2 separate regions of the Mus musculus genome follow, and region 1 is linked to region 2. The links are chromatin loops, found by intact Hi-C in ENCODE. Cell type or tissue: left cerebral cortex. All regions are shown on one strand.

Evidence for each region. Hi-C counts contacts between places; a loop is a spot of excess contacts. Peaks named below come from ENCODE experiments on the same cell type or tissue, not always from the same donor. Only the 100,000 strongest peaks of a DNase experiment are listed, where the experiment ranks them.
Region 1: it touches region 2 in a loop (2.3-fold over the local background); 7 of 42 quality-filtered maps call a loop at or near these places.

Annotation. Positions count from the first base shown.
Region 1 is chr1:180,030,020-180,038,019 of GRCm38, forward strand. It overlaps Cdc42bpa (CDC42 binding protein kinase alpha), which reads left to right. Exons shown (of 37, transcript NM_001359541.1): 3 at 1,486-1,569; 4 at 6,810-6,905. Among named protein-coding and RNA genes, the nearest start is that of Cdc42bpa, 73 kb to the left of the region's middle. In left cerebral cortex, a CTCF peak has its summit at 4,076 (motif pointing right); a DNase peak (open chromatin) is centred at 7,640.
Region 2 is chr1:179,956,218-179,964,217 of GRCm38, forward strand. It overlaps Cdc42bpa (CDC42 binding protein kinase alpha), which reads left to right and starts at 4,543. Exons shown (of 37, transcript NM_001359541.1): 1 at 4,543-5,070. The coding sequence starts at 4,893. In left cerebral cortex, no CTCF peak of the experiment used is centred here; DNase peaks (open chromatin) are centred at 2,743, 3,166, 3,672, 3,815 and 5 more places; H3K4me3 peaks cover 4,639 bases; H3K27ac peaks cover 3,934 bases.

The DNA.
Region 1 (8,000 bases), 74 kb after region 2:
CACACCCTGGATCACCATGCGATCTGGCTGGGATGCAGACACACCCTGGATCACCATGCGATCTGGCTGGGATTCAGACACACCTTTTAATCTCAAAGTTAGTTTGCTTCCTTCTAAGCAGCCATAGTTGAAAGTGAAGCCTAACTGAAGGGCAGAAAAAGTGACGAACCAGAGAAAGAGTTGGTTCATGCAGCCAGAGGCAAAGCATTTAGTGAGAAGCCAGATTGAATCAGTCATTTTGGAGAGGAGTTTGAGCCTGAACAACTGAGCTCAAACAGCCAGCCAGAGTTCAGAAAGAACTAGAAAGAGTGAGCTTGTTCAGCAGTAAGCCTTGGAGACAACAATTGATTCTTGGTGGATAAAAGATATATTTATACTTATGGTTTTGGAGAGTTCAGTGTGTAATCAATTAGCTGTCTGCTTTTGGGCCTATGGTGAGGCAGCATATTGTTCTGGGAGAGTATGGCAAAATAAAACTGTCCATCTCTTGAGTGGAGCCTGATAGGAAGAAAGAGAGGGAGGAAATAATTAAGTCAGTTTCTAGTCCATAACCCTAACAACTTAAAGGTACCTAACTATTATTAAGCTATATATAATAAAGCGCTATATTGGGTTCTAAACCTTTACCACTGTATGGACATTTAAGGGGCACCCAGTATCTAAACTATGGCAGATAGTATTTGCTTTCTCCAGTGGTGCCTCTCAGTTACTGGAAATGCTGTCCATGAATATTTGCTTTCCTTTCTGTAGTTTAGTTTCAGCCCTATAACAAACCTGACAAGCTGGAAGGGCCTTAGGAGATTATCTAGTTAAACGGAAACAGTGTTGGAAACAGACGTGTAATCAGTTTGTTAACAGTGAAAATGGTCTTATTTTTACTTGGCAGTTTCTTTGTCTGTAACCGGATAAAACTAGGCTGTGCTACCTTTTTATTGTTGGAAAGGACACGTTCAGTCCGCAGTTTATAGAACTGTTGGTCTTAGTTGCTCTTTGGGAATTGGAGGAGGGAGTTATGAACGAACTGGAATATATGTGTAGTCGGCAAGAGCTGGACTAAAGAGCTTTCTCGTTTTCAGTTCATTTTGTATTGCTTGATCCCCCAGAACCTCTGGTAGCTGCATTCTCTGTGACCCCTGTGGATCTGGCATCACTATCTCATAAGACCAGCTGCTTGCATATTGTGTATCTTGGTTAGTTTCTCAGTAATAGATGCTGAGTTTAAATTCCTGTGTAGAAAACTTGGGAAGGAAGATATAATGTATAATAAACAGTAGACACTGTTGACAAATAAAATCATTTGCTTGGCATAATTCACTAATGTAACTTTTAAATTTGACATTATTTAATTTAGGATCTTAGAATTGAGCAGCATTAAAATAATTGATAATTGGTATTTATTTTTTTCTTACAGAGAGGAAAATGGAAAATGGAAAACGTAAGCTTTTTGCCATATTTTAAAAGTTGTATTTCCATTATCTTTTCTAGGTTGCTGTAGTTAAACTAAAAAATGCAGATAAAGTATTCGCCATGAAAATTCTGAACAAGTGGGAAATGCTGAAAAGAGCTGAGGTAAGTCTTTTCTGTTTTGCAACAATTGATGGCACTTAGGTTGTTTTTCATATAGATAAGTTAATATGTTGGTAGTAAAAATCTTTGTACATGAATTTTTGAGTACTTTTGTGAGCTTATGTATAGTCTGAATATGTAGCAAGGTGGACTCAAATTATTAGTGCATTTAAGATTTTTATCAAAATTAACTTTGTGTGTTTGTGAAAAAGAAATTTCAAAATGAAAGAAGAAAGAGTATCAGCCCAACCCATGTCACCAGAATGCAGTCAGTGTAAGGAGGCTGTGAGATAAGTTTGATCTGAAGAACCTACAGTGGAAAGAGAGCAGACAACAGAAAGTTGTCCTCTGTCCTCCACAGGTGTGCACTGTGGCATCTTAGCATACATGTGCATGCACACATGTGTGCACACTTCCTCACACAGGCAATCAACATGTAAAAAGATATAAAGGTAGAGGAAGTATGAAGCGCTCTTAATCACAGATCTTGCGGTGGCTGCCCTGAGATCTCCAGTCTGTAGAGGGAGGTTGAAATGATCTTAGTGGTTGTTTATGGGATGGATCCCAGGGTGGGGCAGTCTCTGGATGGTCCTTCCTTCTGTCTCAGCCCGGAACTTTGTCTCTGTAACTGCCTCCATGGGTATTTGTTTCCCATTCTAAGGAGGAAGGAAGTCTCCACACTTTGCACTTCCATCTTGAGTTCCATGTGTTCTGCAAACTGTATCTTAGGTAGTCTAAGTTTCTGTGCTTATCAGTGAGTGCATAACATGTGTGTTCTTTTGTGATTGGGTTACCTTACTCAATATGATATCCTCCAGATCCATTCCTTACAAAGCCAGACACTATTATTGCATATGCCAACAAGATTTTACTGAGAGGACCCTGATACAGCTGTCTCGTACGAGGCTATGCCAGTGCCTGGCAAATACAGAAGTGGATGCTCACAGTCATCTATTGGAAGGAACACAGGGCCCCCAATGGAGGAGCTAGAGAAAGCACCCAAGGAGCTGAAGGGGTCTGCAACCCTATAGGTGCAACAACATTATGAACTAACCAGTACCCCCAGAGCTTGTGTCCCTAGCTGCATATGTAGCAGAGCATGGCCTAATTGGCCATCAATGGGAGGAGAGGCCCTTGGTCTTGTGAAGATCATATGCCCCAGTGGAGGGGAATGTCAGGGCCAGGAAGCAGAAGTAGGTGGGTTGGGGAACAGGGTGGGGGGCGGGGAGGTACAGGGGACTGTCGGAGAGGAAACTGGGAAAGGGATAGCATTTGAAATGTAAATGAAGAAAGTATATAATAATAATAATAATAATAATAATAATAATAATAAAGAAATGATCTTAAGATAATTTTTCCAGGAAAGGATTTTGTAGGTTGTTTGCATGGTACAACTTTAACACCTTCCAAGTTAAAGTTACTTTAGTGGAAACCCTGTTCTTAGGGTGGGGAATATATTTAAATGTTAGAAGGTATTGCTTAAATAAATGTTTTAATTATTTAGAGTATGTAGCTATGTGTTTTTCAGCACACTTGCCAATTACCAGGCATTATCATATGATATTTTTGTTATATTAAAGCTTTGTTACTGACTTCTTAAAAATTAATGTATCTCATGTTTTTGGGTTCTTTGTTTGATGTATGTGGCTATCAAATATATGTTAAACTATACACTTGAAAGTTAATTCAAAAGTTACTGGGTCCATCTAGGACCCATTTAGGAGGTAGAGGAAGAAAGATTAAGAATTTCAGTTTGTCCTAAGTTTTATAGCAAATTCAAGGTTTGCCTGGGCCACAAGGAGAATTTGTCACAAACAAACAAAAAAACAATGATGATGCTGTGCTATAAAAAATGGAAATTTTAAGATTTTTTTAAAATTTGAAATTCCATTTAGTTTTCACAGTGAAAAAGTTAGATGTTAAATATTCTCTTATTATATGAAAAGATTTCTCTGTAACAGTATTTTGTGAATGAGAAAAGCCTTTATTTTCAAGAAATGAGAAGCTAGACTAGGTGTAATCATTAGTATACTTTATATTTTTGAGTAATGATTTTGTCTCTTATTATCATTATTATAATTTATGATGATGATGATGATGATGTGAGTGTGCATGCGCATAATATGTTTGTATCAGGATAGCCATGTACCTGCCATGGTTCTGTGTATGAAAGTCAGAGGATAACTTTCAGGAGGTTATTTTATCTTTCCTTCATGAAATCTAGGGACTAGACTCAGGTCATCAGACTTGAATGGCAAGTACTTTTTACTGGCTGAGCTATCTTGAGGGCACTATGCATGCAGTTTTGATAGGCTGTATATGATTGGAAATTTGATGAATGTATTTTATGGAAGTTCTTGAGAGTCCTATGACAACTTTGCAGAATTATCATTTATGAATGGACCTCATTTAACTTCTGTTTCAACGTAGGATTTCTTTTTGTTTTAAGTTTTTTCAAAAAAATTTATTTATTATATGTAAGTATACTGTAGCTGTCTTCAGTCACACCAGAAGAGGGCATCCAATCTCCTTACAGATGGTTGTGAGCCACCATGTGGTTGCTGGGATTTGAATCAGGACCTTTGGAAGAGCAGTCAGTGCTCTTAACCGCTGAGCCATCTCTCCAGCCCTTGTTTTAACTTTTAATTCTTCTTTCATATATTAACATCCTGATCACAGTTTCCATTTCTTTCTCTCCTCCCAGCCCCTCCTCACCCCCCAAAATCCACTCCTGGTTTTTCTTCAGAAAAGAGCATGGATAGCAACCAAACATGCCATATCAAATTATAGTTAGATTAGACACCTCCCCTCCTATTAAGGCTGGACAAGGGTCCAAAAGGCAGGCAAAAGAGTCAGAGACAGCCCCTGCTGCCACTGTTTGGAGTCCCACAAGAAGACCAGGCTACACAACTGTAACATGTGTGCAGAGGGCCTAGGTCAGGCCCATGCAGACTCCCATGTGGTTCTCTGAGAATCTATGAGGCCAGGTTAGTTGGGAAAGTGAGAAACTAAGTTTAAGCTAGCTTTGCAGAGCTAGTAATCCTTTTGTTATATTGCTGAGACGTACCATGCTTTCTGGCTAGCCAAGGATGGCCTTAAGCTCTTCATCTTGCTTTCACTTTTTAAGCACTGTGATTGTAGGTCACCACCTTTTTTGTTCATTGTGTTTTTAGAGACCCAAATCATGGAGATAATGTAAAGATAACAATAACAACAAACAGCAACCCCCACTGCCTCCCAAACCCAGAAAATCAAAAAACCCATTTTCTTTAGATACAAATTTTTTCATTCAGAAAATATGATTGAATTTCTTTTTTTTTAAATTAGGTATTTTCCTCGTTTACATTTTCAATGCTATCCCAAAGGTTCCCCATACCCACCCCCCCAATCCCCTACCCACCCACTCCCCCTTTTTGACCCTGGCGTTCCCCTGTACTGGGGCATATAAAGTTTGCAAGTCCAATGGGCCTCTCTTTCCAGTGATGGCCGACTAGGCCATCTTTTGATACATATGCAGCTAAAGACAAGAGCTCCCGGGTACTGGTTAGTTCATAATGTTGTTCCACCTATAGGGTTGCAGTTCCCTATAGCTCCTTGGGTAATTTCTCTAGCTCCTCCATTAGGGGCCGTGTGACCCATCTAATAGCTGACTGTGATCATCCACTTCTGTGTTTGCTAGGCCCCGGCATAGTCTCACAAGAGAGAGCTGTATCTGGGTCCTTTCAGCGAAATCTTGCTAGTGTATGCAATGGTGTCAGCATTTGGAAGCTGATTATGGGATGGATCCCTGCATATGGCAATCACTAGATGGTCCATCCTTTCGTAGCACCTTCACACCACCAGAGTGTCCATTTATCATGGTTTAATACTGATCAAGAACAGATTTTCTTAGCAGGGCCACTGTTGATACTTGGTTATTTCTTGTGGAAGCTGTTCTATGTATTGTATGGGGGGATTATCCTGCCTTCTTCTACTAGATACCAGTAGTATCTTTCCCAGCTGACATAAACAGCTGAGGACAATTTACATGTACATCAAATAAATATCTGGAACGTGCCTTATAGCTACCTAATACCCATGTTTCAAAAAGAACAGCTTAATAGTTTAAAATTTACATAATGCCTGAGACTATCTCTATAGAGTATGTGTGTATATGTTTGTGCATCAGTGAAACTGAGGATGGCGGGGAGTGTGTGAAGCATAACCAAGAAGATTAGATAATAAAATAGTTGTTGAAATTGAGTGACAGGATGTTGGGAGAAGGAATTATGTCACTCTCTCTACTTCTGTATGTTTGAAATCTTATGTCATAATTTATTATAAATTATCTTTTAAAACTTTCTTTTTTACTGAGTAATTTAGGATAAATTAGAATTTACAGTTTACTTTGTTGTTTTGGCTAATGTCTTCAGAGTTTTGTTTAGTTTGGAATTGTCAATCAAGTGAAGCGTGATTGCTTACTAGATTCCAGCTGGATTGTTGTTAAAATCTCAGGTCACTGTCATCTAAGATAAAGCCAGGAGAGGGGTTTCTTGGGTTTTGTCAGCTTTCTAAAATATTAAGAACCATACACTGATTTCAGCTGAGCTTTATAGCAGGACTTAGTAGAAAGTAGGTAACATGATTCTATTTTCTTCTAAAGTGAACTAAGAATAATGTCATAGACTTAGTAACTTGATTGACAGTTTAACTCACCACGTCAGATGGTTTAGATTTACTTTTTTAGTGCTTTCTCTGATGTTGCCACTTAATTCCTGGCTTTGACAATTCTGCTTACCCAAATTAGTCTTGTGTGTGTACATGAGCATGCTAGGGATAACTGTGTGTTATTTGGTTTCTTGTGTCATGGGAACTTAACTTTCCTAATGGGCAACCATTACCAACTGTGAGAGCTGAGAACGGCTCCTGGGTACGAGGATTGTACCCATGAACAGCTCTGAGTTGAGTCCTGAGTACTGGAGCGCACAATTCAAAGCTCAGACGCACTTACTGTGGCCATCCTTTTTATGTCTTTAACAATGGCGAAGTAGATATGGCAAAATTGGACATTTATATCATCTGACTAACAGGTTGGTCTGTGGTTAAGTTAAATAATTTTGTGAATTTTTCTGTTTTGGACTATAGCAATTCTAAAAAATATTACACTTTTAAGGCTGTGATACATATTTTGAGCAATTGTTTACAATAGTGTTTAGTCTAGGTTTGTGTAAAGTATTCTTTACAATATTGTCTTTCCCTTGCAGACAGCGTGCTTTCGTGAAGAGAGGGATGTGTTGGTAAATGGAGACAGTAAGTGGATAACCACTCTGCACTATGCTTTCCAGGATGACAATAACTTAGTAAGTAGTCGTATGTTTTTATATTTGTAGCCTCTTGTTGGCCAACTTTAGCATTATACTTGAAGGTATTTCTTAAATGTAGATGTTATTTAAAATAGAAAAATCACTGCACTTCACAGAGCATCAGTAATACACTTGGTATTGGTACTTAGCACACTTGAGCATGTAACCCCTTGGTATGAGAATTTTTTGTCTGAGAAATTTGATGCTGTTTTATTGAATCTGCTTATACCTTTAAATAAGAAATCCCAAACGAAATCCAGTCTGTTTTAATTTTCTTCCATTAAATTCTATAGGAATGAGTTTGAGAGTTTTTCTCTTTATGACTCTCCCAATGTATTTTATTAGTAGTGTTCTGATTTTTAAAAGTTTACACACTTTTCAAAGTGACCGTGTGCTGTATGAGCCCATATATATTGACATCGTGGACCACTTCATAAAAGCTTGGGGGGAAAAAAGCTTAGAGAAAATTCAGAATATTAGAATCTGTACCACTTGAATAGAGACACCAGAAATGAGGAAGTAAAAGTCAAAGGAGAAACAAGTTGAGTTTGTTCCAGTTGAGCATGTAACTCCTTTGCCTGCTATTCAAAGTTTTTCTGTTTTTGATCCACTTTTATCTCTAGGTTTATATCTTTTAGGAGTATATTAATGTCTTAGATGCTGCTATGTACCAGACTTGACAACTAGATTAGAACGCAGAGGGGGCGGTTCTGGAGTCCTGGGAGATGTGTGTACGCTTCTGCTCACTTTAGATGGGGAGCAGATGGCACACTACAGCACTAATACCATCAAAGCCCAACTTGGTGAGCCAGTGAGTTTTATTTGGGTTAATTGCAGGAGCAGAAATTACTCAAAGGCAGCTCTGTTACCATCATGCATCATATGTAGTGTGTGCTTTGTAGTCAGAATTGTTTTATAAATGACAGGGTAAAGCTTTGCATGTATTTATTGTTCAGTGTCAGAGTGAATGAAATGATGTTCTACGTGGAAAGTAATAAAGGCTAAAATTCTGTCCGTATATTCTTTTGGAGATAGATTTATCACTGAATTTATGCATTGCTTAAAATCTACATTTTGTTTTAAATATATATG
Region 2 (8,000 bases):
TGGGAGACTTACTGGTGTTTTGGCTCTTACAATCTTTCCATCTTCTTCCTCCTCCTCCGTGTTCCCTGAGCCATAAGGGGGCTCTGATGTATCTGTAGGCTGGGCTCTCCACAATCCAGTAATCTTAGCATTGTGTTCAGTTGTGGTTTTTTGTAATGGTCTCCCTTTGCTATAAAGACTTGTTTCTTAGAGGACGGGTGCTGGCCACACTTATCCAGAGTAGATGGCTCAAGCACAGAGAAGGTTCATGGGTACAGGTCTAGACCTAGGCTTGTGGGTCTGAAGAGGTGCAGAGGGTTGGGCACTATGGTTACTTGTTGGTATTTGCTGGAGATTGGTTCTAGGACCTCTCTTCACCCCAGCTCCCAACCTCAGCACGATTCAAGGTTGTTCAAGTCCCCCACATAGTATTTGTAAATAAGTTTCACATGTCCTTTTATATATTTTCCAATGTTTCAAGATTATTTTAAATACCTAGTATAATATAAATGCAGTGCAATTACTTATTATACTGAGTTGCTTATGGAATGTTGATTCAAAAAAAGTGCATATAGTGTAAGTCTATTTTCCATCTGTGGTTGGCTGACACTGCAGACATAAAACCTTCAAATAAGGAGGTCTGACTTTAGAGTAAGTCCTGCTATGCATGAACTCTGTACGAATCATAGTAAGTCCTGAACTCTGTATGAATCACAGTAAGTCCTACTATGTTTTTTACTCTGTTATTAATTAATTAATAATGTTTGTAGGTGTACATTTGTGTGAGGTTGTGAATGCATTGATATGGGACTTGCCCAGTAGGCTAATCTGGCAAACTAGTGAGCTCCAGGGGTCTGTCTGACTTTGTGTCCCTTGTGCAGAGGTTCCAAGTGCTCATGTTTGTGCTTAACTTCTTATGTGCTTTCTAGAGGAAATGAATACAGGTCCTCCCGCTTGCATGGCAAGAACCTTCTCTACAGAGCTATCTCCTCAGGTCCTGTTTGCCATTGTTGTAACTATGCTTATTCTTGAGTAAGAGGTACCAAGTTAAGCATAGGGCTGGTTGTTATAAATATTAATTGGTACACGGCTTCTTCTATTCTTAGCCCTGAGTTGGAGAGTGGATTGGAAAGCTTACACACTGTGGGCTGTTTAACCACACATGTCCTTTCTCAACCTACCATTATACCTTCTCGTCTTCCTTCTTTATTTTTATTTTTCCTGAAAGATAGGGGTTCATTGTCAACATCTTCACAAAACTCTGATTATTTCAACCACACTGGGTGTTTGCTGTGCAATACATTAAACCTCTGATTCTTAGACCGAGTCTCACAAAGACCTTCCCCAGGCTCTTTGCCTTAAGAGCACCCTGTGCCAGACAGCCTGGGTTTTGAGGTAGCACTTCAGGGGATGTACCACCACTGGGCCTGCCCCTTTCTTTGGCTTAAGCTCAGTTTCATTAACAAGCACGTTCACACTTCAACTAGAACATTTAAAATAACACCCGCACAATGTGTTTAGTGTTCAGTTAATTATTAAGTCTCTAAGCTTGAATTATTCAAGCAAAATTGATTGGGTTCAACCTTCTTCCTTCTCTTTGTGCTTTAAAAAAAAAACAAAATAAATTCTCTCCTCTCCTCTCTAAATAATTTGGAAAGGGTTATTTAATAAGTTTCAATACCCTGGTCTGTGGGTGGTACCCAAGGGCTAATTAGAATAGGTAGAAGGACAGGCAGCTTGAGTCTTTTGTTAAAAATTGTGTTTAAGACTGGGGTGCGGTTCAGTGGGCACAGCCTGTTTGCCACCCTGAATTCTTTTCCAAGCCCTGGGAAAAAAATAGCACCTGCAATCAATTCGTATATTTCTATTACTAGTTAGACATTTAAAGAGAACCGACAGGGTTCACCTTCCTCGACAACTGATTTCTAATTGTTTAAAAAAATTCATTTTACCTCTTTTATACGTGCATGCACATATCCCTGCGTGATTGTGGCGATCAGAGGGCAAGGCATGAGAATTGATTTCTCTACTTCTATCATGTTGGGCCTAGGGATGGAACTCGGGCTGTCTGGCTTGGCAGCAGGGGTTTTTCTTGCTGAACCATCTGGTCTCTGTGTGCTCTTTTAAAAAACTTTTAAAAACATTTTTATGACTTACTCTCCTGAGTAAATGAACTTGTTAAAAAATGTGTTGACTTCATTTTAAAAACTTGGTGAGGCTGAAGAACATTTCTTGACCTACATAGATGATTACAGACGATATAAAACTATCCCTTCCCATGCAACGTCTTTGTTAAAATGGTAGGGAAAAAAGACACCAATGGCAATGAAATAACAACAGTAACTAATGTCAAATGATATTATTTAGTTTAGGATCACATTTCACGTCTATAATTTTGTTACTAGTACAATTAAGGAACAGGCACACTCAAAGATTTCATGGCTGGAAATGATTAACCTTTTGTCTGAACCTATCAAGTATCACTCACATGTCAAGAACACATTGAAAATAATGCAGACCTTACTTATGCCAGCAAGAAGAGACTCGGAAAGTATACATTTCAGAAAAGATTCACTATATTCTGCGAATCACAGCAACTTTAACCTGAGCCGTCATTTTCTGACTTATCTAGGCCTTCGTTTCTGGTTCTCCCTGTTTTTGCATTACTGAGATGTAAGAATGATTCATTGCATGCGTTGCCACGGAAAACGGGTGTAGGGAAGGCATATAAAATAACCACGTTTTGGAGGAGGCGCTCACTTGGGGGTGGGGGCGATAACAGAAACGCAATATTCCGGTTTAGCTGTATCAAAAGTAGAACCTTCCATGAGCATTATGGAGGGAACTCTCTCAAAATCTAAGACCACAAAACCCTGAAAGGGCCCCACCAGCAGCAGGTGCCTTGGCTCTTCAGTGACTTGCTTTTTGCTGCATTGCTACCGGGCCGCAGAGTGGCTGTCCCCATACCTGAAAAGTGTGCTGACAGAGAGTTGTAGGTTTGGTGACAGTGACGAACTATGTTGATTGCGGGAGCTGAATCCCCAGGGGAGCTTGTCACCTTGGGTGAAGAATAACAGGCATGATCTAGGATATTTCTGGAGGAAAACATGCCAGGCTTCACATTGGGGGAAACTTTGGGAAACAGAAACGGGAATCCCTCTCCTTTGAGATCCCGCATGCACGACAGGGATGGTGAAGCAGACCAGTCTCTTATTATTTTTCCATCCTGGGGGAGTGACACAAACGCTGTGGATTAGGAACACCGGAAATTAGGAGTCTGGGGCGTGGGAAAGCCGAATGGGGGCAGGGTGGGCAGGTAAACAGCGTCTGGAGCGGCTGTCTTGTCTTAGAGCGGTTGGAAGCCGAGGGTACCCTTGCGGGACCGACGGCATCTCCGCAGAAGTGGAGGAAGAAGGCCGGCTGGGGGGTGGTCACCGCGGGGACCCCGGGCGGCGGCGAGGCACCGTGGCGCAGTTCCCAGCCCGTGCCTCACCGAGCCAACCCGTTCCACACCCGAGTCGCCCCGGGGGACCCCGCTTCCCTGGCTGCGGCAGCCGCAGCGCCGCGGGCCGAGGCGATCCCCCTCCCCCGGGGCTCGGGCTCGGCTGGGCCGCAGCGCGCCGCTTCCAGCGGGGTCGGGGGGCGGGGCGCGCCGCCATTTTGGATCCGGACGGTCCGCGAGCCTCCGCCTGCGCGCCGCGGCGCCGGGAGCGGCCTCGGGGAGCCTAGGGCGCGGGCGCGGGCGGCGCGGGCGCGAGCGGCGCGGGCGGGAGGGCGGGCGGGGGAGGCGGGCAGAGGAGGAAGGGAGTGGTTGGGAGCCGGGCTGCGGCAGCCTCAGGTCTCCTCAGCGGCGGCAGCGCCCCCTCCTCCCGCGCCTCAGCCGCCTGCGTCCGTCGGGAAAGATGCCCTCAGCCCAAGGCTGGGAAGAAGGGACTCGAGTCGCCGCCCGAACCGCGGCTGCCGCCCGCGTCCTCTGAATTCGTCAGCGCAGCCCCTCGCCGAGGGGCGGCGGCGGCGGCGGCCGCAGGGCGCGAGCGGGAGCCCGGGCGCTGCGCCCGGCGGCACGGCGCGGCCCGCCAGCGGCCTCCGGCATGGAGCGGGCTCGCGCGGCCAAGTAGCCGCCGCCCCCGGAGCCCGGCGCGAGAGCCGCCCGCAGCCCGCCTCATCCCGGCTGCGCCGCCGGCCAGGCCCCGGGAGAAGCCGGGAGGAAGATGACGCGTCCTCGCCGCAGTCCGCTGGAAGCAAGACTCGCTGCAAAGCCCTAGGAAGAAAGAGCTCGGAGCGGAGGCTCGGCGTGCTCCGAGCCGAGCCGGGAGAACTGCTCCGGCAGCTGCCCTCCCTTTGCCGCGGAGGACTCGCCCAGGCGCTATCCGAGTGGAGGTTGGGAGCATTTGCAGAATTTTTGGCTTTCCCTCCCCCTCCATACGTTGCCCCCTCCTCCTTTTTCAATTTTTCTTCTTCCCGGGAAGTGAATTGCTGATGCCAAGGGGACTTTATTCATTAATGATGCAACTGGATTCGTTTCAGGATTATGTTGCACGAATTGAATTTTGAATGAAGGAGTTTTTTTTTTTTTTTTTAAGGAGTGTTGACTCTTTAGTTCGTTGTACTTTTAATTATTATTTTATTTAAATGTACAATTTAATTGTATTATTCTCTTAAAATATTAAATCTATATTTTATGGAAACTCACCCTCAAGATATATATGTTTATGGGTGAAATTGGAGACGCTTCCGTTAAGTGAGGTGACTGGTGTATTGGATGTTTAATTCAGCACCGGCATTGCATGACAGTTGTTGAAATAACAAGTGGTTTATTTTTAAAAACCACATCTTTAAACTTTTAGGTTCAGATAGTAACAGTAGACATCGTAAGGGCATTTAAAAGAAAACCAGCAGAAATCGAAGCAAACATGTCCGGAGAAGTGCGTTTGAGGCAGTTGGAGCAGTTTATTTTAGATGGGCCAGCTCAGACCAATGGGCAGTGCTTCAGTGTGGAGACGCTACTGGACATCCTCATCTGTCTTTACGATGAATGCAATAATTCTCCATTGAGAAGAGAGAAGAACATTCTTGAATATCTAGAATGGGGTAAGTTTTCTTCTAATGCGTTGCTGGGCGTGAGCATTATTAACTATAGTGAAAATGATGTGTATAGCCTTAACAACAGAACAAACGCCTATTAGTCAAGACTTCTCTCTCCTAGTTTTTCTTAACTGTTTGCCAGGGCAAAGCGGTGCCACTTAGTTGTTGCCTGGTTGTTTGGCCTTGCTGTTTGTGAACTCACTGCGTCTGGGGGGGGGGGGGGGCGGGCAGCAGCAGGAGCTTCAGAAGGAAGGCTGGGATTGGCAGAATTGGATTATTGAGCACAGTTGTCACAACCGTTCAGTGGGAGGGTATTTGTTGGTTGGAACATTCCTTCCCAGTCTTTGAAAATCACAGGAGATTTGAGGAGATGCTGAAGTCCCTGTGTTAATTTTAGGACAACAGGAATGTGGAGGTGGTGATCAGGGGGTTTAGTCTCATCTCTGGATAGCACTGGCAAAGGAAAGTACTAAACATGGACTTTCCAAAAATCACTAGGTTCCTGAGAAATAATAGAAATTATGTGTATGTGTGTGTGTAAAAAGATGTAGTTGGAGGATGTTTGGAGGCAGCTCCACCTGCCTTAGATTTTATTCTAAATTGAATTTGTGTCTATACTGGCTAGATGTGACCCAGGTGACCTATAGTAGTGGACTAGATCAGTGATGCGGGCAAACTCTGCATGTGACCTTCAAGGCTTGTCTGAACTCCAGGAGCCTCTGATGTCACTCACTCGTGTGAGGGAAGTCTGACATCCAGCAGTGGCCATCACTGCCCAGGCTGGTAGAGAGTGGTACCATAGCTCTGGAAGGATTTAGGCCATTTAGAATTTTGAGCTGTTGAAATACTTTTAGCTAGCTAAATGATTTTTATATCGACGATCTTTATTCCCAAGTAAACCTTAATTTTTCTGAAGTAAAAAATTTAAGTGGCCGTTGTTGTTTCTGTTTTCAAATTCATTCAAAATTTGTTTCTCAAGTCAACTCCCACTTTAAGAATGCTAACATGAAGCAATTTGAATTCTCCAGTTTTCCAGTATTAGATGAGTGATTGCTAGTAGCACGATGTTTCAGGGTTTAAAAGAAAATGTACAAATGTGCATGGGATGATTTCACAAAGCAGTTTGCCATCAGCGTGCTGGGAATGTAAGGAATCTTAAATCAGTTGTCAGGCAACTTCTCGCTTGAGAGTAGGTAATTTTTATGTTGGCACTGACTTTGCATTTACCTGCCTTTTTATGTGCAGGATACAATATTTTATGAAGCATATGGAATCTTACACCCTGTGTTTCATAAACTTAGGAATTCTGTGGTGTTTCTTTTTTTGAAGACTTAAAAGGTTTCAGTACTTTTAGAGTTGGAATTTGAGTCCTTCAGTTACAGCTTCATAGTGATACTGTAGTCTGTGATTATGATTGTCATTTAATATCCTTTTCATTTGCAAAACGGTAGGAGAACTCTTTGTACATAGCAGTGGCAAATATAATTTAAAATAGTGTATTATATAAGTGAAAATGCATTTTCATGGCTTCCTGATGTGTGGTAGTTTTATGCTATGGGGTATTTTGCCATCTTATTAAAATAATCTCTGTATCTTCCATTTAGCATCCTTTCTTGGATTTTTTTTCTCTGTTTATGAAGACACTTTGCAAACACATACATACATATTTACTTATACTAAAAAGTAAAACAAAGATCAAGTGTTTGGCTACATTCACTATGTTTTTTTATTTTTTCAGAGAGAGGGTTTTATGTCACTCTTGAAGTTTCTGTGTAACTGAGACTGGCCTTGAACCTTGGCCCATCCCCCTCTATCTTTACAGTGCTGGCAGTATTGTGCATTACCATGTGCAGATTATATAGTGCTGGGAATTCAGTTCAATCCCCAGTCCAAAATCATCTTTATTCTTATTAATAATTTCATGTCTTACCTTTTTAGTTGTCTGATATATGGTATGATGAGACTCTACAGTCTCATAAACCATTACTGGTGCTTTTAAAAGGCTTATTTTTATTATTTTAAATTATCTATGTGTGAAGGTCTGGTATGTGTTGTAAGTGCAAACTCCTGAGGAGGCCCCAGACATCTGATCCCCTTGGAGCTGGATGCTGGCGGCTGTAAGGTGCCTGACATGGGGGCTGGGAATCAAACTCAGGTCCTCTGGAAGAACCATTTGCCCTCTAAGCTACCAAACCATCTCTTCAACTCCAAGAGAGAAGTTTAAAAGTTAAAAAACTCCCCCTCCTCTTCCTTCTCTTTCCCTTCTCCTTCTTCTCCTTCTCCTTCTTCTTCTTCTTTAGATTATAATAGTTATATCATTTCCCCTTCCTTTTCTTCCATCCAAACTCTTCTATAGCTCTCTTTCAAATTCATGGCTTCTGTTTTCTTTGTTTTTCACACACACACACACACACACACACACACACACACACACACAGACACACACAGACACGGAGAGACACAGACACATACATAGACACACACACATACATATATACTCCTAAAATCATAAATACATGCTTAGTCTGCATGATGTTACTTGTATTTATGTTTTCAGGGCTGAACATTTGGGTTTGGATAACCAGTCGGTGTGCTCTTCCTGGGGAAGAGAGACTAGAACTTTTAAGGAATTATTTTGTGTACTTTAGGCTCTTAAGCCTCTGGCATGCTCTTCCCTTCATAAGAATTCGGAGTGGAAGTGTTGCAGAGATGCATCCTAAGTGGTTTCGTTTACTGTCTTTCTTTGTGGATCTTAGATTAAGAATGATGGTGTCTTTTCATTTAAGTATTGCAGTGAGTCATTCCTCCTTCATTTATTAGTCTATCACTACATTTTGGGAAATGTTCTATAATGTTCCCATTGCAAAAAATGTATAAGACTATCTAGATTAGGTTTTCAGATTATGAATTGACTGCACCTTAAATTTTCAATGAAT